Linked DNA regions of Homo sapiens: region 1 is linked to region 2. A link is an interaction called in ENCODE POLR2A ChIA-PET data of the cell type or tissue named here. Cell type or tissue: OCI-LY7. All regions are shown on one strand. Each heading gives the region's core, and the rest is flanking DNA. Links, peaks and the distances in the headings are about the cores only. Region 1 has its middle 54 kb from the start of TMEM230. Region 2 overlaps GPCPD1 (glycerophosphocholine phosphodiesterase 1).

The links. ChIA-PET counts read pairs that join two places held together with the same protein. Peaks named below come from ENCODE experiments on the same cell type or tissue, not always from the same donor. Only the 100,000 strongest peaks of a DNase experiment are listed, where the experiment ranks them.
Region 1: POLR2A ChIA-PET joins it to region 2 with 5 read pairs; 1 of 35 experiments calls an interaction of 5 or more read pairs at or near these places.

What each region holds. Positions count from the first base shown.
Region 1 is chr20:5,056,662-5,061,052 of GRCh38, reverse strand. It overlaps a transcript of TMEM230 not described here. Among named protein-coding and RNA genes, the nearest start is that of TMEM230, 54 kb to the left of the region's middle. RefSeq lists enhancers at 1-260, 4,078-4,127. In OCI-LY7, for the core only: a CTCF peak has its summit at 3,972; no DNase peak of the experiment used is centred there.
Region 2 is chr20:5,596,946-5,601,336 of GRCh38, reverse strand. It overlaps GPCPD1 (glycerophosphocholine phosphodiesterase 1), which reads left to right. Exons shown (of 20, transcript NM_019593.5): 3 at 2,516-2,612. Among named protein-coding and RNA genes, the nearest start is that of GPCPD1, 12 kb to the left of the region's middle. In OCI-LY7, for the core only: a CTCF peak has its summit at 2,430; no DNase peak of the experiment used is centred there; H3K4me3 peaks cover 672 bases; H3K27ac peaks cover 3,707 bases.

The DNA of each region.
Region 1 (4,391 bases), core at 116-4,115, 540 kb after region 2:
TAAACTGTATACTACACTCCCATGTGTTTACAATAATCAATAATCATATACTCTGACAATGCCAAGATTTGACAAAGGTAGAGAGAATGCGAACATTTTTATACTACTAGTGAGAACATAAACTAATATGGCTTTGGAAAACTATCTGGTATTATCAGTAAAACTGAAGACACACTCTATAACCCAGGAATCCTTCTCATGCACATGTGCACCAAGACCCATGGATAGAAGTACTGCATGTAATAGCCCCAAGTTGAAAACTCAAATGTCCCCCAAAAGGAAAATTGATAAATTACGGTATATTCATAATGAAATACTACACAATAATGGAAATGACAAAACTCTAACTATATGTGGATGAATCTGAGAAACAAAATGTTAACTGAGAAAGACAAGACACAAAAGACAATACAGTGGGCCAGGCACAGTGGCTCACACCTGTGATCCCAGCACTTTGGGAGGTTGAGGCAGGCAGATCACTTGAGCTCAGGAGTTTGAGACCAGCCTGGCTAACCGGGTGAAATCCTGCCTCTACTGAAAATACAAAAACTAGCTGGGCGTCGTGGTCTATTCCCGTAATCCCAGCTACTCAGGAGGCTGAGGCAGAAGAATTGCTTGAACCTGGGAGGTGGAGGTTGCAGTGAGCTGAAATTGTGCCACTGCACTCCAGCCTGGGTGACAGAGCAAGACTCCATCTCAAAAAAAAAAAAAAAAAAAAAAGACAATACACTGTATAACATATGATTCCAGTCCATACATTTCAAAAATAGAAGAACCTATATTATTTGGGGATGTGTACACAGGTGCTAAAACTATTCTTTTTTAAAAGGTAAGGTAACAGGGCTGGGTGCAGTGTTTCATGCCTGTAATCCCAGCATTGTGGGAGGCCAAGGCGGGAGGATTGTTTGAGGCCAGAAGTTCAAGACTAGCCTGAACAATATAGCAAGAAGTCATCACTACAGAAGATTAAAAACATTAGCTGGCTGGGAGCAGTAGCTCATGCCTGTAATCCCAGCACTTTGGGAGGCCAAGGCGGGTGGATTACCTCAGGTCAGGAGTTTGAGACCAGTCTGGCCAACATGGTGAAACCCCATCTTTACTAAAAATACAAAAATTAGCCAGGCATGGTAGTGGTTGCCTGGCTACTCAGGAGGCTGACGCAGGAGAACTGCTTGAAACTAGGAGGCGGAGGTTGCAGCGAGCCGAGGTTGCACCACTGTACTCCATCCAGCCTGGGCGACAGAGCGAGACTCTGTCTCAAAAAAAAAAAAAAAAAAAAAAAAAAAAAATTAGCTGGAAGTGGTGCTATGGTCCCAGCTACTCTGGAGGCTGAGTGGGAGGATCCCTGAGTGGGGGTTGAGGCTGCAGTGAGCCATGATCAAGCCACTGCACTCCAGCCTGGGCAACACTGAGACACTCTCTCAAAAACAAAAATAAAATAAAGGCAAGGATAAAATAAAGGCAAGGATATGGCTATCACTAAAGTCAGAATCATGAGCATGTTTAGGAATAAGCTGGCTATGTTCAGGGAGGCACAGACAGGGGCTTTGGGGAGGGATCTTCTCACTTCTATTCCTTCAACTGGGTATTAATGAGTTATTTTTTAAACCTTACATACAAGTTTTTTTTGCATTTTTCTAGGTACTATATACAACATGTGCTATATACAACAGACTCATGTATATAAATGTGTATTTGTTGTTGAGAATTTTTTTTGGAAGGAGACACAGGAAATTGGTAAGCCTGATTACTTCCATAAAGGAGAACTGGGGTTGGGGTATCTGAATGACAGAGGCTGGGAGGTGGAAGCTGTAGTGAGCCATGATCACACCACTGCACTCCAGTCTGGGCAACAGAACAAAACCTGTCTCAAAAAAAAATAAATAGAAAATAAAAGAAAGAAAACAAAAATAAAACATGTAGTTTTGAGCCACTTAGATTTTGGATTTGTTTGTTTTTGTAGCATTACCTAACCTATACTTACTAAAATAGAGCCTTTGTTTTTTCAAGTACACTGTTTCATGAGGGCTTGAGCTCCAGGTTTATTTTCTCCTTCTTGTAAATTGTATTCTTATTACTATTATTTTTAAAGATAAGGTCCTGCTCTGTCACCCAGAACTCCTGGGCTCAAGCAATCCTTTCCGCCTCAGCTTCCAGAGTAGCTACCACTACAGGCATGTACCATCATGCCCAGCTAATTTATTTTATTTCATTTTCATAAAGACTGGGTCTCACTATGTTGCCCAGGCTGGTCTCAAACTCCTGGGCTCAACCTTGTCATCCCACCTCAGCCTCAGCCTCCTGAGTAGCTGGGACTACAGGTGTGCGACACCATGCCCAGCTAATTTTCCCTTTGATGAATATACCCACATACCTAGTTTTAAACATGTTCTCTCTAAGAAAAGATAGTTGACCATGAGTGACCATGGTGGGTCTGTAGGTGCCGGAAGGGTGAAAGTCAAATTCCTTTAAAGTTTAAAGGAAAACCCAAACTGGCAGTTCTCTGCAGAAGAGGACTGTCTTGCATACCTCCCCACAGGTAGACTCTTGGGTGAGGAATGGTCCGGCTCCCTGTGAGGAGAAAGAGGGCAGTAAATAGGAGAGGGACAAAGTAGGCTGGTGGGGCCTACTCAGTCATGAAGGGATTTTTCTTTCCTAGGTCCTCTGCGTCTCCTTCCTCATCTTCCTGAAGACCCTCCTAGTCCAGCCCTGGAGAGAGGATGTAGGACCTGGAGGAGGGTGTACCTATCCAAAGGAGGGATCAGAAATAACAGGGGACGCCAGGCACAGTGGCTCATACCTATAATCCCAGCACTTTGGGAGGCCAAGGGGGACAGATCACTTGAGATCAGGAGTTCGAGACCAGCCTGGCCAACAGAGCGAAACCCTGTCTACTAAAAATACAAAAATTAGTTGAATGTGGTGGTAGGTGCCTGTAGTCCCAGCTACTCAGGAGGCTGAGGCAGGAGAATTGCTTAAACCCAGGAGGCGGAGGTTGCAGTGAGCCGAGATCAGGCCACTGTGCTCCAGCCTGGGTGACAAAGTGAGACTCTGTCTCAAAAAATAAAAAGGAGGGGGGAGGGGGAAAGTGGGGGCATTTCTCAAGGGATGGGCCATGCATGCTTTCTAATAGAAGAGTCAGGCAGGTTGACTTAAAAGATTTAAATAAAAGGCCGGGTGCGGTGGCTCATGCCTGTAATCCCAGCACTTTGGGAGGCTGAGGCGGGCAGATCACTCAGGAGTTCAAGACTAGGCTGGCCAGCCTGGTGAAACCCTGTCTCTACTAAAAATACAAAAAATTAGCTGGGCATGGTGATGCACACCTGTAATCCCAGCTACTCGGGAGGCTGAGGCAGGAGAACTGCTTGAACCTGGGAGGCAGAGGTTGCAGTGAGCCAAGATTGCGCCATTGCACTCCAGCCTGGGCAATAAGAGCAAGACTCCATTTCAAAAAAATAAAATAAAATAAAATAATTAAGTGAATCTGAATATAGGCTTTTTCACATATCCCTGTTAAATTTGATTTTACTTGTTCAGTCCATCATTCTGGATCACAGAGATTGCCCTAAACCCTACTTGGTGTTATCATCTCTCTCTCTTTTTTTTTTTTAGAGACAGTGTCTCACTATGTTGCCCAGGCTGGTCTTAAACAATCCTCCTGCCTTGGCCTCTCAAAGTGCTAGGATTACAGGTGTGAGCCACCGTGCCTAGCCATTATTATCTCACATACTGATTGTTCCTTCAAGCTTAGAGTCATTTACAATTTGATAAACATTTCCTCCATTTTTTTCATTGATAATGCCACTGCAGTCTAGCCTGGGTGACATAGCAAGACCCTGTGTCAAAAAAAAAGATAACAATGTTGTAAGTCAGGCTCCCTAGAAGCAGAGCCTGAGGCGGGGATTCAGCTGCACGTGATGTCTTCGGGGAGTGCTCCCATGAGAAGGAAGTGAGGGAAGCCACATGTGACAGAGGAAGAAGCTGAGCAAAGATGTGGTTTTCATCTAGAATCTAGCCTTAGCATGATCCCACAGAGAGCTCAGAAGTATGAATAGCACCACAGTGTTGGTCTCACCCTGGGGCAAGAGGACCAGCCTTTATACAACAGAGTCACACAGCACTGTTTGCAGGCTGCTGGGGGTGAGTAACCTCCCAGACAAGGCGACCCCTGTTGGCCAAAAATAACTCTCTAGAAAATGGGGCAGTTGTGAGTCATTATCAACCATCACTCCCTGCAGCTGGGGGAAAGATGCACCAGGCAGCTGTATGAGCTTAATTGTGTCCTCCAAAATGTCATATGTGGAAACCCTAACCTCCAGTACCTCAGAATGTGACTCTATTTGGAGACAGAGCCTTTTTTTTGTTGTTGTTTGTTTTGTTTTGTTTTTGAG
Region 2 (4,391 bases), core at 123-4,122:
CCAGGTTGAAGTGCAGTGGTGCAGTCATAGCTCCTCAAACTCCTGGACTCTGGTGATCCTCCTGACTCAACCTCATGAGGAACTGGGACTATAGGTGCACAACACAGTGCCTGGCTAATTTTAAAATTATTCTTACTTAAAATTTTTTTTTGTACAGACAGGGTCTCACTATATTGCCCAGGCTGGAGCGCAGTGATGCAATCTTGGCTCACTGCAACCTCTACCTCCCCCCAGGTTTAAGTGATTCTCATTCCTCAGCCTCCCGAGTAGCTGGAATTACAGGTGTGTGCTGCCATGCCCAGCTAACTTTGTGTTTTTATCTATTTTATTTAAAAAAAATTTTTTTCGAGACAGAGTCTTGCCCTGTCACCCAAGCTGAAGTGCAGTGGCATGATCTTGGCTCACTGCACCCTCCACCTGCCAGGTTCAAGCGATTCTCCTGCTTCATCCTCCTGAGTAGTTGCGATTACAGGTGCTTGCCACCATACCCGGCTAATTTTTTTTTTTTTAAGAGTCTCGCTCTGTCGCCCAGGCTGGAGTGCACTGGTGTGATCTTGGCTCACTGCAGCCTCAGCCTCCTGGGTTCAATTGATTCTCCTGCCTCAGCCTCCTGAGTAACTGGGATTACAGGTGCCTGCTACCACACCCAGCTAATTTTTGTATTTTTAGTAGAGATGGGGTTTCACTATGTTGGCCAGGCTGGTCTTGAACTCCTGACCTAGTGATCTGCCTGCCTTGGCCTCCCAAAGTGCTGGGATTATAGGCATGAGCCACCGCACCCGGCTTGCACCCAGCTAATTTTTTATTTTCAGTAGAGATGAGGTTTCACCATGTTGTCCAGGCTGGTCTTGAACTCCTGACCTCAAGTGATCCACCCACTTCAGTCCCCCAGAGTGCTGGGATTACAGGCATGAGCCAATCTCACCTGGCCTTTTTGTATTTTTAGTAGAGACAGGGTTTTGCTAGTTGGCCAAGCTGTTCTCAAACTCCTGGCCTCAAGTGATCTCCCTGCCTTGGCCTCCCAAAGTGCTGGGATTACAGGCATGGGCCACTGCGCCCGGCCCACATGTATTTAGAGCCCTGAAATCTGAATGACTGTCACACTTGGAATTTTAGTTAATTTTTAGATAGTCCAAGCTAATAAAATGCTCATGCAGGTGGCTAAAGCTGAGTACAATTCTAGTCTTACTAGAGCAGTGCCTCAAGCTTGGAATCCCAGCTGTTCTCAGAATGTGGAGGAGTCTGTCTTGAGCCAAATTGGCAGTTGGACTCAGTTCATTATCTTTTTCTTTATGAATTTTAATTGTATTCAGAATGTGTTGATATTTAAGTCAGAGACTTCTACGTACTTTTATCCAAGTGTGTTCTGCTAAATATATAAAATTTAGCAAGAAGAGGTGGTAGCTTTATGTTGGCTTTTAAAGTCTATTGATAAGTGTTCAAAAGAAATGATACATTACCTTAGTTAAGAAGTACTAGATTTTGGCTGGGCGCGGCGGCTCATGCCTGTAAACCCAGCACTTTGGGAGGCCAAGGCGGGCAGATCACCTGAGGTCAGGAGTTCAAGACCAACCTAGCCAATATGGTTACCCCATCTTTATTAAAAATACAAAAATTAGCCGGTTGTGATGGTGCGCACTTGTAATCCCAGCTACTAGGGAGGCTGAGGCAGGAGAATTGCTTGAACCTGGGAGGTGGAGGTTGCAGTGAGCCCAGATCATGACACTGCACTCCAGCCCAGGCAACAGAGAAAAACTCCATCTCCAAAAACCAAGAAGTACTAGATTTTCCAACTATATAAGTCTTTGTTTTGATGGGTTTTTAATTACATTTCTGCTCTCTCATTGACAGTTTTGTTTCTGTTGTTTTTGAGATGGAGTCTTGCCCTGTTGCCCAGGCTGGAGTATAGTGGTGTGATTTCGGCTCACTGCAACCTCTGCCTCCTGGGTTCAAGTGAATTCTCCTGCCTCAGCCTCCTGAGTAGCTGGGATTACAGGCATCTGCCCCCACACGCCCACCTCAGCTTCCCAGAGTGCTGGGATTACAGGTGTGAGCCACCACGCCTGGCCTTAATAATGTTCTTGATGTGAAACTTATTAGTAGCTACTGTTTGACTTTCTAGAAAATATTGATTAATAACCCTTTAGAGTACTGATAGGCATTTAGTGTTTGTCTGTTAAAATTGGAAGCTGTCTTGAAAGCAGAGACTGTGGTTTTATCCCTTTTGTACTCTTGGGTTCTTGTTACTGGCTCAATGAGTAGTTGAACAGATGAAGAAAACTTCATCCGTATGCCTTCCCCCTTTTCTCTGGCTTTGGTTCTAGAAAGGTGAGTCGAGTTAATTGGCAGGTGTTAGTGAGTGGTAGGTACCTGGGCCCAAACCTATATCTAGTGAGGCTCTTTCATCTCTGCTAAAGGGGGCAGCATATCTGGTTGAACTAATGCAAACTTCCCTGCTTATCCCACTGTGACTGATTGTTCTGTTTCTCTGTGACTGATTGTTCTGTTTCTTTAGGAGAAGTTTTTGCGATATGTGGAAGCTGTGATGCTTTGGGAAACTGGAATCCTCAAAATGCTGTGGCTCTTCTTCCAGAGAATGACACAGGTGAAAGGTGAGTATGGAAATGTGAGGTTACAGAATAACTGTGACATTAACCTTATGATGTTAGGGGCTTTTAAGATATCTTGGTATTTTTTCTTTTAGTTATAATTTTTATCAACATTATCACGTTGCATAGTTTTATGAGTGAAATAATTTTACAAAATTTGTGTGGGAAAAACAGGTTCCTCTCTTACTGTTAATCCCTGCCTCTCAACCACTTTCATTTCTTTTTTTTTTTTTAGATGTATTTTTTATTTTTACAACTCAGGATAATTGAATATACTTTTAATTCTTGACTGGTTCTTTAGGTACTTACCACCATAATTAGTTAGACAGGGTCTCACTCTGTTACCCAGGCTGGAGTACAGTGGTGTGATCCTAGCTCAATGCAGCCTTGAACTCCTGGGCTGAAGCGATCCTTGCGCCTCAGCCTCCTGAGTAGCTGTGACTATAGGCACCCATGACCATGCCTTGTTAATTGTGGTTGTTTTTTTGTTTTTTGTTTTTGGTGTGGAGATGGCATTACTTTTTTGTTTGTTTGTTTTTTGGGGTTTTTTTTGGCACAAAGGTGGTGTCTGGTTATGTTGCCCAGGCTGATCTCAAATTCCTGGACTTGAGATCCTCCCACCTTGCTTTCTTATTTGAAGAAACATTTTAAGGCATTAACATTTGTCTGGTCACTATATATTATTTTCTTCTTTTTAATTTTTTCTGATTTCTTTTTTTAATGGTAAGTACATATTCTTGATAAGAGATCTAATTTTTGTATTTGCCTATAAAAGTATTTCCTTGAAGTATGTGGTGTTAAAAGGAGCAGAGAGTGGAACACATACTTAGATAGCTTAGCTAATATGAAGAAATGTATTCACTAGTGGCATTGAATCCATCAGTAAACTTAGTATGGGCACAGTGGATGGAGAAAGGTAAATCTGGGTGTCAGCCACTCTTCTGCAGTTAAGTGTGAACTTGGGCGGCTGATGTCTGTAGGCCTCAGTTACCTCATCTGCATGATAAAAAGGGGTTAGCATAGATGAGTGGATGTCAGCAGAGGTGGCACTTACCCCACTGTGGATAGTTGGAAGTGTTATAGGTTTTCCTAAATAGCATACAAGTATATCCAGTGCCCGATTAGGTGATTGCTAAGGCTCTATTTTCCTGTAGAGCAGCATGTCTTAAAATGTGGCCTGTGCACCAGTACCAGTCCAAAAGACTTTTAAAAAAATCAATCCATGATGTGAGAAATACAAAAACTGAGAGCAAGCATTTAGAAATGTGTATAGCAGTTTGACTCCATGCATGTCACTGTGGACACATCTCATTGAACTGGGTATGTAGATCAGAATATTGGTCACCAGACAGGTTGAGTAAAGCAAACAAAAAATGCTGGTCATTCACAGCAAATAGTTTGAGGAGCACTGGTGGTAAAGCAACGGAAAATAACAAAGGAAAGTAAAAAAATAACAGTAATGTAAGCTAGGAGAAAGAAAATTAAAAAACACAGAACTCCCTTTTTTCTAGTTTGTCACTAGTATGACATATTTTCTCAGCCAATTCTCAGCTCTCCTTATAAGAGTTCTGTTGGTAAATAGTATTACTTTAATAGTATATATTCTTTACTAGTCTTTCACAGACTAGTATTTCCTTCAAGTGGCTATTTTTTCTTCGATTTTCAGATCAGCCACTCTGGTCTGAAGTGAAACCTCATATCTTTCTGAACTTGTCTCTAAAACACACCCCTGCCTGTCCTAAGTCAGTTTCAGCCAACTTGGTCAAAAAGATGTGAACAGGA